Linked DNA regions of Homo sapiens: region 2 is linked to region 1. Evidence: chromatin loops called from intact Hi-C (ENCODE). Cell type or tissue: IMR-90. All regions are shown on one strand.

Region 1 (8,000 bases):
CACACACAAGGTAGCCAGTATTTTAAGCAAAGATGGGTTTTAATGAGAATATAATGCCGAATTTATCTAGATAGTGATAAAAGAGAGTTTAGCTTGCCATGAAATTAGGTGGATATTACCTGCAGGCATGGACAAGCTTCAGTCCCTTATAAAGCTACTTTTTCCGGCCGGGTGCAGTGGCTCACACCTGTAATCCTAGCACTTTGGGAGGCCGAGGTGGGCGGATCATGAGGTCAGGAGATCGAGACCATCCTGGCTAACACGGTGAAACCCCGTCCCTACTTAAAATATGAAAAAAATTAGCTGGGTGTGGTGGCCGGCACCTGTAGTCCCAGCTACTCGGGAGGCTGAGGCAGGAGAATGGCATGAACTTGGCAGGTGGAGCTTGCAGTGAGCCAAAATTGTGCCGCTGCACTCCAGCCTGGGCGACAGAGCAAGACGCCATCTCAAAAATAAATAAATAAATAAATAAATAAATAAATAAATAAATATTTTTTTTTAAAAAAAGCTACTTTTTCCGTAATTAACAAATGCAAGAGCCTACCAGTGCTAGACTGCCCAAGTTGCATAGTAAGTCCATGCTTAGAGAACCAGCAAAGCAAGAACACATATAGAAAATATTTAGAAATGTTATCACGTTTCTAAAATGGGAAAAGTCTAAACTTGGATAGACTTTTTCATGCATATTTTTTCAGGTTTGTATTATTTTATTTTGAATCATATGTGGCAGATGGGGATGGGGAGCACCATATACTTTTAGATGATAATTTAGATGTTAGTTTTCTGTTTCATGAGCAGCTGTGTGTACAGAGTACTATATTAAGTATATTTGCTGACAAAAGTGAGAAGTCACTTGAAAGGAACCTGCAATGAGGTAGGGATCGACCCCAGGCTACTTTTTTCCCCTTCTCGTCTATATTTAATTGTGAAAATGTTCAAACATATTAAAATGTTGAAAGACGTATACAATAGACACCATATACTCATGCTACAGACCAAATGTGCCCTCCGAAATTCCTATGTTGAAATCTGAGTCACTAACGTGATGGTATTAGGAGGTAGGATTTTGGGTTGCTGATTAGGTCATGAAAGTGGGGCCTTCATGAATGGAACCATTGCCTTTAAAAAATAGGCCTCAGAGAGCTCTCTTGTTTTTTAGTCTGATCTTGATCTCATGCCTTGATCTTGGACTTCCCACCCTACAGAACTATGAGCATCTAGCCCCAAGAGTTGTTCACCAGGAGCGAGCATTGAAGCCCCAAGAGTTGTTAGAGAGAGAGGTGACCTGTATAAAGCATCAGGGACTGTCCCTCTGTTTCCATTGAGATTCCCATTAGCTATCTACATTCATTCAGAAAACTTCTCAAGGTGCTTGGAGAGGCTGTTTCCTGGTCACCTTCTCACAGTATTAATGCCTTTTCAAATGAATCAACAGAACTCCATTTCCCACCTTCCCAGCTTTACTCCTTTCCCGTTTCTTATGAGGTACCTTAAACCAGGGTAATACATCCAGAGTGTTTGCAAAATAGTGAGCTTCCTGGAGTTACTTCCAAAAAAAAATGTAATGCCTAGGAAAAAAATGTTTAGAAAGCCCAACAGAACAAGCACTTTGGGAGGCCAAGGCGGGAGGATCATGAGGTCAGGAGATCAAGACCATCCTGGCAAACATGGTGAAACTCTGTCTCTACTAAAATACAAAAAATTAACCAGGCATGGTGGTGCGTGACTGTAGTCCCAGCTACTCAGGAGGCTGAGGCAGGGGAATTGCTTGAACCTGGGAGGCAGAGATTGCAGTGAGCTGAGATCGTGCCACCGCACTCCAGCCTGGTGACAGGGCGAGACTTCATCAAAAAAAAAAAAAGCCCAACAGAACATTTGTGGAGGTAGATTAAGAAGAATGAAGAATTACCATAGGGCAGCCTGTGTTTGGTTTAAGTACTTGGTCAGCAGAGTCAGCTGCCTAGATCTCAGTCCCAACTTGACCACTTACTAGTTCTATGATCCTGGGCAAGTTACTTAATCTCTCTGTGCCTCAGTTTCCTAATTGTAAAATGGGTTTCTTTTCAAGTACAGTGTACACTCACTCCCGGCAATATGACTGCTAGACATGAAGTGAAACCTTACCTTACAGAGCTTACAGAAAAACCTGGAGAAAATTAATTGGCCAAGCACCAGAGCCTGGAGAATGTCTGGGCCCAAGTCAAGAAGGACACATAGGAGACTGGGTAAGAGAACCATGACTTTCAACGCTGAGATTCTCAAGGCTGACATCTACAGTGAGTAAAATAGAGCCTCTCTAACCTCCATCCCTCATAGAGAAAGCAAGTAGTAATATTCACTTGGTTATTTTTGCCTTGTCTCTGGTAAACTGGCAGGAGTGGGGCTATCTTTTCTGCAAAATTAGTAACTACAATATCATAACAAACTGGGTTTGGGTCTGGAATTCACACTACTTTCATGGTTACTGCAAACCCCCAATATGAAAATTTAGCTTAAAGAGATCCCTGACCCAAGTACTTCAAATTCAGAACCTCAAATATCTCTCACAGATAAAGGTTTAAAGAAAAAAAAATTCAGACCTTACAATTAAAAACCAGAAAACACAAAGGAAACAAGTCACTTGAGTGAGAATCAGCAAAGTGATATATCCCAAGAGTAGACTCACAAACACTTCAAATGCTGGAATTATCATAGAAAATCAAAAAAGTGAGAGTTAGATCTGAAGAATTTATCTAGAAGTCATCAGAGAGAAATGAAGTGATGGAAAGATATGAGGAAAAAGTGAGAAGGCACAATAGGCAATTCAGAAGGAGGTAATTGAGAGAATGAGGAGGGCAACAATCAAAAGACAGCACCTGACAACTTCCTAATACTGATGCAAGAGTCCAGTCCTCCCATCAGGAAGCCAAGCAGGCTGAATACAGAGAAATGACACTTAGATATGTTATCATGAAACTGTAAGACACTAGAAGAGGAAAAAGACACCAAAAGCTGTTGGAGAGAAAAGATAAATTATCTACAAAGAATTTACAGTTTGATTAATAGCTAAATTCTCACAGAATAATGAAGCCAGATGCCTGTGATATAATATCTTCAAAGAGCTGAAAGAAAATAATGTCAATCCAGAAATCTAAATCCAGTGTTCAGAGCTGGTGCACAGTAGAACAGCTACAACAGACATTAAAATGTTGAGATCTCTGTCCTTACTGGCTGGTAAAGAGCTGCCAAACTGAGCCCGCCCTCTGACCAGGCACCCACCACATGGCTGCCACCACTGCCCCCTCCCTGGGCTATCCCCTATCTAGCAACTAAATGTCAGTGAGCCGTACAATGGGGAGCCTACAGAACCATTACACTCTCACTAGCCCTCCTTTCTTGGTTCTCACTTGTCCCTCTCGGTCCTTATTTCCTCCTGACTCGAGCAAGCCTACTCAAAGATGGAGAAGATGGCAGCCTTTGGACGGTGCAGGCAAGTGCCCAGAGCCTATGTGGTTCCCCAGGCTGCAGCTGCCCACCGCTAACAAGCTCTCCTTCAGAGCTGCTCTTCTGTAGCCACTGGGGGGAGCTGCAGCCCCTGTGGATTTTGCCTCCAGGAAAGTTGGAAAGGGACAGGAGGACAGCAAGGTAATAGGGACTTCCCAGCTGTCACACAGCCTGGGCTCTGCTGGTACAGCAGGCATTCCCATGGTGAGAATCTTTAATGATGGTAGATCCAGCCTATAAATTAAATCAGTAGTTACAGTCTTCCCACAGAGAACACAGAACCCAGAGGGCTTACAAGTGAGCTCTCCTGAGTATTCAAGGAACACATAATTCCAAGCTTATACTAGTTCTTTCAAAGAAAGAACAACAGGAGACACTCCCCAACTCATTTAATGAGGTTTGTGTAAACATGCTGTCAAATCAGACATGGACATTATACAAAAGTTAAATTCCAGGCCATTTAAGAACGTAGATGCAAAAGCTCTAAATAAACCAAATCAATAAATGTATAAAAGTGATAATGCACATAATCAGGTAGAATTTATTCAAGGTGCAAAATTGGTTCAACATTAGAAAAACCTAAGAATGTAACTCACCACAATAACAGATTCAGAGAAACCGTATGATCATCTTAATAGATTCAGAATAAGCTCTAATAAAACTCAATAACACTTTATGATGTTTTTAAAAAATCTCTTAGCAAACTAGGAATAAAAAGGAATTTGCTTGATCTGATAAAGCATACCAATTTTAAAAAACATGCAAATATTTTGCTTAGTGCAAAACATTAAATGGATTCCCTTTAAAATCAGAAACCAAAGCCTAATTGCTATTTTATATTTATTGTATTGGAGATACTTGCCAGTGCAAGACAAGGAAAAGAAATATAAGGTGTAAGGATCAAAAAGAATGAAATCTCTCATCATTTGCTAATAATATGATTATCTACATGGAAATTTGAAAGAATTTATATATAAAAAGCTAAAAATTAACGAGTTTAGCAAGTCTGCAGGGTGTAGGATCAATGCACAAAAACTTATTTTATAAAGCCATCCACAAATAAAAAGCAATTTAAAAGAAGATACAACTGGGGACTCTGCTTCTAATAAAAGCAAATCAGATGAATTTAATTTGCACTCGCCATCCTCTTAAAAAAACTAGAAAATCTGTACCAAATATATAATGTCTTGTAGCTCAGAGGGCAATAACATAGTAAAGGGTTCTCTGCAAAAATATTTTTAAGATGTGGCAAACCACAGTGGTCACCAGGAATAGGGATTCAGAAAGGCAAAACATAAAAGGATGGGGAAAATCTTAGTGTGCTCTATTAATATCACACAAAGTAGACATTAAAGTAAAAAAAAGACTTTAAGAGGCAATGAGGGTCATTTCATAATGATAAACACGTATTTAATGAGAAAGAGTAAAGTTTAAATAATAATATGGACTCACACTGCTGCCTGATTCCATTTCTATAAAGTGCTAAATCATATTATTTAGAAATTCTTACAGAAGTGACAAAATTGTGGAAGGACAAGAGGGAGAAAAGGAAGTGAGGCAGTTTTCTAAGGTCCGAATAATGATTGTGTTTCAGGTAGAGGAAGTGGGTTGTGAACAGGCAGAGGCACTCAGCAAGCTTCAGGCAATGTTCTGTTTCTTAACCTGAGCAGTGATTATATGCGTGTTTATAATAATTCATTAAGCCATGCAATTTTTATGTATGTCTTTTATAAGAACAAGGTTTAGAAATTGACACTTGTAACAGCTACAAAAATAAAGCTTTTGCAGAAAATTATAACTCTATGGAAAGGTATTAAAAAGACCTAAGTGGAAAAACATGGATAGAAAGATTCAATTCTGTGAAGATATCAATTCCATCCAAATTATCATATAGATTTAATGTAATATACATTGAAACCCAAACATGTATAAATTACAAAATCAACCTGACAAGTTGATTTTGTAATATATATGAAAGAGAGAAGAATGCTTAAGTCAAGGTTCAAACAGAGAAGCAGAGGAAGAAATATATATATATATATATGAATATATATGTGTGTGTGTATGTATACACACATACATACAGAGAGAAATACAGAAACAGAGAGGCAGACAGGGACAAAGAGAAACAGCGAGAGACACAGAAATTTATTGCAAGGAATTGGCATACATGATTGCAGGGGCTGGTTAAACAAGTCCCAAATGCATGCAGAAAGTCGTCATGAGCACAATGAGACTTCACAGGAACAAGCCACAGCTCTCATCCACAGGTGGAATTTCTTCTCTCTCCTGGGGAAACCTCAGTCCTGCATTTAAGGCCTTCTAACAATTCAATCAGGCCTACCCAGATAATCCAGAATAATCTTCCTTACTTGAAGTCAACTGACTTAAGAGCTGTAATTCCATAGGCCGAATTCTTTCACAGCAGTACCTGGATTATGTTTGTATAACTGGCCTGTAGCCTGACCAGGTTGACAGATCAAAAGCGCCATCACAAACAGACAAGGCCTATCTACCAAAATAGGTAGACTTGACTCCCCAGGTATCCAGGCTTATAACACTATATTAATTAGGACCATAGAATCCTGGGTGGACTCCAACTAAAGAGATACAGAGATGTACTCTTCTGGCATGCCATGCTTCCTGTCCCGAATCCTGGTGCCAGGACAGCCTCTTCAGATATGAAATGCTTACCTGATCAAGCATTTTGGGTATTATACACACAAACATGCACACACAGACATTCCACATGGATTAAGAAATTAAAATGTTAAATGTAATTTTTTAAATATTTAGTAGAGCATCTAGGAGAATGGATTTATGACTTCAGAGAAGGGAAGGATTTCTTAATGCAAACCATAAAGGAAAGCATTGGTATATTTGACTACATTAAATTTTTAACAACTTCTGTATATCCTACTCATCAAAGACGTCACCAAGTTAAAAGACAGGCCACAAACCAGGAGACAACATTTGCAATACACTTGACAAAGTACTTCAAATAAGAAATGCCTATTACATAATGAGAACAATAAACTCCATAAAAGCAGGCAAGACAGGAATAGGAATTTCACAAAAGAGGAGAAGAGTACCTATAATTCCTAAAAAGAGACTCAACCTTATGAAGTCAGGAATTGGATTAGTCAGGAAATGCAAATTAAATATCAGGTATAATTTCATATATTTATTGTGAGAGATCAGACATCATTTCACAAATATATTGTGAAATATGCATATATGCATGACCACCAGATTGAAAAAAAGATAAAAGATAGTACTGACAGTAAGAAAGGATATGTAGCGATAGGAATTCTTAAACACTGCTGAAGTGATTATTAATAGGAAAATACATTGAAAAATATTTTGGTGTCCCTTAGTAAATTGGGCATGCATTTATTCTTCCACTCAGTATTCCTATTTCAAGGATTGTAACCAAAGAGAAACTCTTGCAGAAGCACTTCAGAAGCCGTGTTTAAGAATGATCATGGCCGGGCGCGGTGGCTCACGCCTGTAATCCCAGCAGTCTGGGAGACCGACGTGGGCGGATCACCTGAGGTCGGGAGTTTGAGGTCAGCCTGGCTAACATGGTGAAACCCCGTCTCTACTAAATATACAAAATTAGCTGGGCATGGTGGCACATGCCTGTATTCCCAGCTACTCGGTAGGCTGAGGCAGAAGAATCGCTTGAACCCAGGAGGCGGAAGTTGAGGTGAGCCGGGATCACACACCACTGCACTCCAGCCTGGGCAACGGAGTGAGACTCCATCTCAAAAAAAAAAAAAAAAAGAATAATGATCATAGGCTGTCTGTGGTGGTTCACAACTGTAATCCCAGCACTTTGAGAGGCTGAGGTGGGAGGATTGCTTGAAGCCAGGAGTTTGAAACTAGCTTGAGCAACAAAGTGAGACTCCCATCTCTACAAAAAAATAAAAAATAAGAAAAAGAATAATCATAGAAGCAGCATTCATAATAGAAAAAATATCTTGATGTCAATCATGAGTAGAACTAATATATTAGTTTTGATACATTCATGCTACAGAACATTATACAGTGGTGAACAAAAGGCCAACTACCAATATTAACATGATGAATCTCAAAAATATATGTGTAAGCACAAGATACAAAAGAGCACAGACTATACATTATATAAACATCAAAAACAGGCAGAACTAATGTGTCAATTAGTGGAATATGTATGTGAGTTAAAACTAAAAAGAGAAGCAAGAGACGGATAAAAATTCTGGAGACTTGCCCTGTCTGGAGTGTGGGCAGAGAAGGGTACATGATCAGTTAAGGCAGACAGAGGAATTCGGAAACATTGACAATGTTCTGTTTCTTGAGATGGATGGGATGTATGTGGGTGCTTATTAGATTTCTATTATTATTCTTTTAAATAAAAATTAGCTATGTGTGCATTACATTTTTTAATAACTTTTAAGTTCAGGACTACATGTGCAGGATTGTTATATAGGTAAACTTGTGTCATGGGGGTTTGTTGTACAGATTATTTCATCACC
Region 2 (8,000 bases), 440 kb after region 1:
GTGAAGGGAAAGTTGAGACAGAGGAATAAGCTTTATTCTAAAAACCTGTAATTTAGAAAAAATTATATGTATAATTTTTTATACCCTGTCCATATAGGAAGGTATTTTGGGACTTGAAACAATAATTATTAGTTATTTAGTGGTTAGAAGCCTCCCTATACATCCACAATAAATGATAAAGTTTTGTTGTAGTATAGGATCAAGAGAGAAAGGAGTGCTCTGGTTCTTAAGTGTAAACAGGGTGACTTTATAAAGATGCAAAGATTTATAGTGTGGAACTCTAGTCCAAAACAGTAATCATGTGACTATTTAAAATTAAAATTATATAAAATGAAAATTGTAGTTCCTGATGTGACTGAGGAACTAGCCTCATTTCAAGGGCTCAGTAGCCACGTGGTTAGTGACTACCACATCGGTTTGGATAGTGGAGATATTAAACATTTCCATCACTCCAGAAAGTTCTGTGGGACAGCACTGCTCTAGAATGAAGCAGTGCCGTAGGTGTCCGAAGATGCAAGTTCTGATTCTACCTTCTCCCTTCCACACAAACACATTCTCATTCTCTCTTCATCCAATCTGATTCTGGTGAGCAAGGAATCCCCTCAGATTTAAGTTTATTACTCTCCCAAAGGACTATTCCTAAGGTTCTAGGCTCATAGTAAATAATGCACATAGCTTCAAGAATTCTCAAGAACCCTTGTAGCTGGGAACTGTTTTCTAGATAAGATCACTACCTTCAATTGTTTACAAGGTGGATTTGGGCAGGCAACAGATACTTTATTTTATATTAAGAAAAGGTAGGGGTTAAAAATAAGGCATTGATGGCCAGGTGAGGTGGCACGTGCTTGTAATCCCAGTACTTTAGGAGGCTGAGGCAGAAGGATTACTGGAGCCTAGGAGTTAAAGACCATTCTGGGTAGCATAGTGAGACCTCGTCCCTGGAAAAAAAAAAAAAAAAAAAAAAAAAAAACTTGGTACAGTGACTCATGCCTGTAATCCCAGCTACTCAGGAGCCTGAGGCAGGAGGATGACTTGAGCCCAGGAGTTCAAGGCTGCACTGAGCTATGATTGCACCACTGCACTCCAGCCTGGGAGACAGAGCAAGACCCTTTCTCAGAAAAAAAAAAAAAAAAAAAAAAATTTTTTTTTAAAAGATATGAGCTAGTCTTGATCCTCAAGCCAAAAGTTTCTTCCCACTAATTTAAAACTCCTCCCTTGTTTGGCTTTCGCTTAGTCTTTGTCCTCCCTCACAGCACATGTAATATTGACCTCAAATTCCTAACTTGGAAAAACTGGGGCCATCACTAAAAGTGATGTAGAATTTGAGCTTTACACTTAGGAATAAATATGGAGCTTCATTTTTCTGTGTTGAAATTAGAGCTCCTTAAGTCAAGTAAGAGAATAGGATTGGGTTTCAGACTTCAGAGGGTGATCTCAGGGGTAGATGGGGACACCTGCAGAGACACTCCCTAATCTTGAGGGACTCATGAGGTGACCTATAGAGGCAAAAAACAGGCTCCTTCCAGATTCAGAGCCTACCAGGAAGTGGGAGGCAGTGGTGCCATGCAGCAGGTCCAAAGATAATCTGAGAGTTTAGAGATGGAAAAGGAAGACACCTCATAGGCCATGTAGGGGACACCTGTCACCCATGACAGCTGATGTGACCAAGGGAAATGACTTCTGTGCTATCAGTCCTTCCTATTAGATGAAGAGATGGAGAGGACCCGAGTAAGTGCTGTGTGGTTTGTGAGTGAGTGGAGACTTGGATAAAGTTAGTAGTGGGCTGGAATTAAAAGAAGATCCTTGTGAGCAAGAAGTGTGGGGAGTGGTTGTAAAGGGGCACAGTATTTACACAACATCTGTTTTGTAAACACAAAGCCCTCTGAAAAGGGGATACTAGAAATGAGGTGTCTTTGGCAGGTGCAGTGATGGCAAGACTGCACACAATTAATTCTTGAAAACAAATCCCATCTATTTAGTTCTTCAATTTGTTGTAGATTAGGCTGTCCTGGGTTCACACTGCCCGAGGTCAAACCCAACCCAGTGGAAGGAGGAGCTTCCAAGTCCCTCTTCTTTCCAGATGAAGCAATAAACAAGCACCCTCGCTTCAGGTGAGTATGGCTTTGTGTTGAAATGCAGATGCCCTTCACTAGACCCCTGACTTCTGAGAGTATAGTATTTCTGTCTAGAAATCCTTTTTGAGCATTAACTGAGTTTTGGCTCTCTTCCTAAGTAACCAGAGAAGATAGCAGATGTGCACCTGTTCACATCTTCAGTACCCCCAGGCTTCTTGGTTGTTGATGCGTGCACCAGGCTTGATTTGTCAATTCTCCAAGTCGTCACAAAGTTATTCGCTGAGCCACTGCGAATAACTCTTTTAATAGGGAGATTATTTTCAGTCCTAGGTCTGTAAATGCCTACTGGGATTTTTTTTTTCTCTTAGTTATTTCTCCTTTTTTGTCCTCTCTAACCATCAGTATCTGTGATTTGCCCATCTTACTCTATATAACTTATAAAATAGGTGCAGTACCTGATATATATAATAGGCACTCTCTTCCATTAACTTCAAGTTCTGTTGGTTTGTTGTTCAATTCTGAGGTTTTAAGTTGCTTTAAGGCTCTCACTAGCCTGATCTTAGCTTTGTACAATGCATGCTCATCTGTCATCCTGAGCCTAGGCTCCTGATCCAGAGTGGGAACATGGAGACTTCTCAGCGTTCATTCCTTTAACAGGCCCTCACGTTTGCTATGTGCAGAGCCTTTTGGGGAAGACAGATATTTGTAGACGTAGTTTCTAACTTCATATGTTGTCATGTGTTTAAAGGAAAATAAAAATAATTCAGCTGCTCAAGAAGAGATAGATTATGACAGATGTCAAAAGATGCACCAGAAATCCTTCTTGGAGAAAGTAAGGTGCTTCTGACTGAGGGAATCAAAGCAGGCTTCACGGAAGAGGTGGCATTTAAGCTGAGTCTATAGCAGCACTGCCCATAGAAACATGTAATTGTAAATGTTCTCATAGCCACATTAAAGTAAAAACCAGATGAACATAATTTTATATTTTGTTTAACCCAAAACGTCCAAAAATGTTATCATTTGATCCATGTAATCCTTTACTCACAAGTAATTTTACATTTTTTTTGTACGGAGTCTTCAAAATCTGGTGTATATTTTACTCTCACAGCATGTGCATGTTTTCATTAGGACAAGCCATATTTCAAGTACTCAGTGGCCACTGTGTGCCTGGTAGCTTCTGGACTAAACAAGCATGAGTCTGGAGGATAATTATTAATCCTGCAGAGATGAGGGAGGGAGGAGCAAGGTATTGGGGCTCCAGAGATGCCTGGGCAAAGTGGGTACTAAAGTTTGACCAAAGTCTTTGGAGTTAATTTGGGACATGTTGCAAACAGTGAAAGCAGACCATGGCAGACTTTGAACACCTGAATTGATTTGGTAAGTTACAGGGAGCCTTGGGAGCAGGGGTTGAGCAGGAGACAGAACGGCATTCTCGAGCAGGAGCCAAAGAATTGATACTAATGCAAAATCTTTAATCACAAAGTTCCCTTGTAGTGTCTTGACACCACAGATACATTTTCTGTTGAGTTGTCTTAGATAACTAATTTGAGGTATGATTTCATTCCACTTACTTGTATGTAATCAAATTCTTCTTTTACACGATGACTCTTAGGTGACCAATTTATGACGTTTGGTTGTCTGTTTTAGTACCTTAACAAGAAATATCCGACATAGGAGAGGAGAAAAGGTTGTCATCAATGTACCAAGTAAGTCTACTGAGAGGTGGTGGGGTGGGAGAGAGACATGTTGTATTGTTGTTTAATCCTGGATTCTAAACCATTTTTATTTTTGTATTTTTATAATACAGTATTTAAGGACAAGAATACACCATCTCCATTTATAGAAACATTTACTGAGGATGATGAAGCTTCAAGGGCTTCTAAGCCGGATCATATTTACATGGATGCCATGGGATTTGGAATGGGCAATTGCTGTCTCCAGGTATAGTTTCAAATATACAGAGAGGCAAAGTGTTCCATCCATTTCTGTTTTTTAACTTCTTTATATATGCATGTTTCCTGTTCCAAAAATCACATTTTAATGAGGTTGAAATGGTAGCTGGTATGCCTTTCTGAAAAACATGAAGTTATATTAGTAAATTCATTGGAAGCTGTCTATGACTAATAGTTCTACAGACTCTGTTGTTCACCACAAAGGTATATACGGTATATATACCTTTATAACTGTAATTTCAGTTAACTTAAAATGCAATATATTCTGTCATTGTTTCCCTTCTCTTTTTATATGCCTAGTTTTTACTGCCATCTCGTGACAGGCTAGTGAGGTGGTTTAAATATTGTTCAAAACTCTGAAAATGAGCTCTGATGGAAGTATTCCAATGATTTTGTGATCCAAGGGATTTGTGCAAAGCTGTCTAGCGGTACAAAAAGAATAAATATTTAGCAGCTTGTGTTTGTCTTGCCCCTGAGTAAAGTATACAGGAGCCTGTCTCTGTTTACCCATTTAAAAATTTTCCTGGATCTGTTTAAATGATGGTGCCCCTGGCAGTGAGTGTGTCCAAGCTCACTTAGGACCAGAGTGGAAGAGCATGGAACCCATCAGGTGGCCACACAAAAGCCTGCAGTTGGCTTTTGGCTCTGTCACTACTCAGGTTTTTGGGCAACTCCCTTTACTTCTTTTGGCTCAGATTTTTCATCAGTTGAAAGAAGGGCTGATATTAAGTCCCCTTCTAGGTCTGACTCTAAGCTAATATTTATTTTATTGCCTTAACTAACAGAAGTAAAAGAGAGAGGCTGCTTGTTATTTAATGTCCAAGGAAATTTTATCCAGTTGTGATTACTTCAGCTGATTCAAAACAGCGTCCTTAGAGGCACAGGGCCGTGCAGAGCCTGGACCCATGTAAGACCCCTCTGAGCCGCCAGCCTGACTGCTCTCAGTGCAAAGACCCAGAACCCAGCCTTCCTTCACCTGAAACAGCTGCAGCGTGCACACACACTTCTTGTGCATATATCTCTGGTCTATTTATTTTCAAAACTAAGTATAATCCAAATTGAATGCTGGAATCAGATTTTTCCATTCTGAATGTGTTTAAATAACATGGCCAAGGATAATTTCTTTCTGTTTTCTTGACATTTATAGGTAGTATAAGATATGTGACTTCCAAATAAACATAAACCATCACACTTCACGAAAAAAGAGATCTTTCGACTTTTAACTGCCTGTTTCCTATCTTAATTACAAGTATTTCTAAAGAAAACCATTAAGTTCTAGAGCTTACAGTACATGGTTTTAAAATTGTATAAGTGCTGTTAAGAGTATTGATTGCCTTTTCTTGGTTTAATATTAAACCAGGGTGTTCTGCCGAAGACCGCATAGTTTCTCTGATATGGTTCCAAAGGGATATTCTTTCCACTGAAACACTGTATGTATACTAGTAAATGCTTCCTAATGGTAGATGATAAATATTTTTGTTGCTTGTAGATAGAATTTTTCCATCTAGTGTAAGCTTAGGATTGTTTTCTTTTTCCCAGTGACATGTACAGTTTCACTACTCCACTTAAAAAAAATCGTTAGCTCAGATAAAGTGTGTGGCACATGAAATGAATTTTGCCAATTCACCACCGAAATCCCTGCTTTATATCTCTTCAGTGGAACACTAAACCAACTTCTTTCCCAAGTACACTGATTTGATCTTTACAAATTATATGAATGTATTAAATTATCACATGTGCCCTGAAACTGTGTACATCTATTATGTATCATTAGAGAGATGGAAAAAAAAAAAAGAAACTGCTTAGTAAAGTAGAAAAAATAGTTTTAAAGTAATTTTGTAAGGCTAATGGAAGACTTACTGTATAAAGCAAAAAGGATTTTAACCACATTCAAATTATTGACTGTTTTGGGGCTTTTCAGGAATCACTTAAAAAGCACCAAGTTCACAGCCAGGCACGGTGGCTCATGCCTGTAATCCCAGCACTTTGGGAGGCTGAGATGGGCAGATCACTTGAGGTCAGGAGTTTGAGACAAGCCTGGTCATCATGGCAAAATCTCATCTCTACTAAAAATACAAAAATTAGACCTGGTGGCATGTGCCTGTAATCCCAGCTACTGAGGAGTCTGAGGCATGAGAAACGCTTGAACCTGGGAGGCGGAGGTTGCAGTGAGCCAAGATCGTGCCACTGCATTCCAGCCTGGGGAACAGAGCAAGTCTTTGTCTCAAAAAAAAAAAAAAAAAAAGCACTAAGTTCATGACAGGTTATGGTAGCCCCTCCCACCCCCCCCCCCAAAGTCATGTGACTTCAAATCTGGGTTGTAGATAAAGTTTAGATTAGATGTTTCAGTTTCTAACATATATGTTCCTTAGTTCCTCCCTCCACCCCCAACCCCACCCCCATCAGTTTCCTAGCAACATTGTGTGTCTCCTTCATATGATGCCTCAAAACGACACTAGAAGCCCAAATTAGTCATGTATTCATAGCTTTTTAAGGTATAAGAACTTTTTTTCCTTCCATTAAAGCCATTATCCACAGTGATGTCCTATTTAATTTGATTGCATATCAGCTGTAGACTAAGAAAGCTAATTACTAAATGCATTTAAAATAACTAAGTCACTTCACTGTTGTATACTTCTCTGGGGTTGAATTTCCCAGGATTCACCTACGAATTATGTATTGTATACTAGGCCATCTAAGAGAAGCCAGTTGAAAAACTGGAAAGAAAACCTGCTTCTCATAGTATCTTTTTAAAAACAAAAATGACACATACTCAAATACCTAAGAGCAACACAAAAAAGACCTAAAAAATCTAAGAGATGCATGTTCAAAATAATTCTTTAGTCAAAATACTTGGGAAACATGTAGTTTTTTGTTTTTTGGTTTTTTTAAAATCTCAATGCCTTGTCAGTTTGGCTTTTGGGGTCCCGGTCTTTCAGGTTTCTCACTATACCTTTGACCGCATGTCATCCTCTTTAGCACCCCCCCCCCACTTTTTTTTTTCCAAGATTCTCATTTGTTAAGCACTAACCAGGTATCAGATGCTGTCCTGCGCACTTGGGATAGAGAATGGGAAGAAAGATCCCCGCCCTTCTGGAGCTTCTACTTCAGCAAATAAGTGCATAAAGACTTTGGGTACCAGCTCCCATTTCCTCACTGCTCATGTAATTTCATGCCATATGCAAAGCGATTTCCAAGTTCCCACCTCTTTGCAGAAACTGCCCTTGGTTTGGTTATCAGTGACTTAATTGCCAACCCTTATCAATTTGTGTCTACTTTAACCTTTGAAACTCTTATTCTTTGATGCCTATGACACAGCTTTTCTCTGTGTTGAATTAATTATTAAATTAGTAATGACTAGTTAATACAGTCTCCACATTGACATGAAATGTGGTTATAATTGAGCAGGCAAACTTGAGTCTCCAATAGACATTGCTGTGGAAAACAAAGTTGAGATCTAGCTAAAACCATTGGAACTAACAGGTTGAGATTATAACAGTAAAATATTCACTTAGCTGCTGTTATTTCAAGTCTTAAACACTGAAATTATGTCGTGTACCAACACTAAATTCAAGCTGTCATTAATGAATAACAACATGAAATTCAAACTGTCATTATTGAATAACAACAGAGGAGATTAAAACTGTTCCCAACTTGCAGTTATTACAAATGTGCTAACAAACACAATTTGTGTTCCTTGCCCCTTCTACCGTCTTGGAAAAAAAAGCAGGTTTTTTTTTTTTTGGTTTCTGTTGGGTAACAAAGAATTTATGCTCACCAAGTTATATGATCTTTTCTCTGCCTAACTCTTAAGTGTCCTACCTACCATCCTTGTGCAGGCTTCCTGGGTGATCTCCCCATCTTCAGGACATTCTCTGAGCCTACTCCCCAGGTCTTTCTACAACTCGGGTTTTTCTTCTGGGCACCAGCCCTGAAGACCTAGCCACTTAGAGGGCCTCTTTTTCTGTCTGTT

What was found. Peaks named below come from ENCODE experiments on the same cell type or tissue, not always from the same donor. Only the 100,000 strongest peaks of a DNase experiment are listed, where the experiment ranks them.
Region 2: a loop joins it to region 1, with 7 times the contacts of the local background. A loop is called at or near these places in 2 of 110 quality-filtered maps.

The regions. Positions count from the first base shown.
Region 1 is chr6:53,951,836-53,959,835 of GRCh38, reverse strand. The region is part of intron 1 of LOC101927189 (a long non-coding RNA gene); the gene reads right to left. Among named protein-coding and RNA genes, the nearest start is that of MLIP-IT1, 43 kb to the left of the region's middle. In IMR-90, a CTCF peak has its summit at 3,551 (motif pointing right); a DNase peak (open chromatin) is centred at 3,565.
Region 2 is chr6:53,510,220-53,518,219 of GRCh38, reverse strand. It overlaps GCLC (glutamate-cysteine ligase catalytic subunit), which reads left to right. Exons shown (of 16, transcript NM_001498.4): 4 at 1,998-2,111; 5 at 3,723-3,781; 6 at 3,883-4,016. Among named protein-coding and RNA genes, the nearest start is that of GCLC, 31 kb to the left of the region's middle. In IMR-90, a CTCF peak has its summit at 4,342 (motif pointing left); no DNase peak of the experiment used is centred here; H3K27ac peaks cover 583 bases.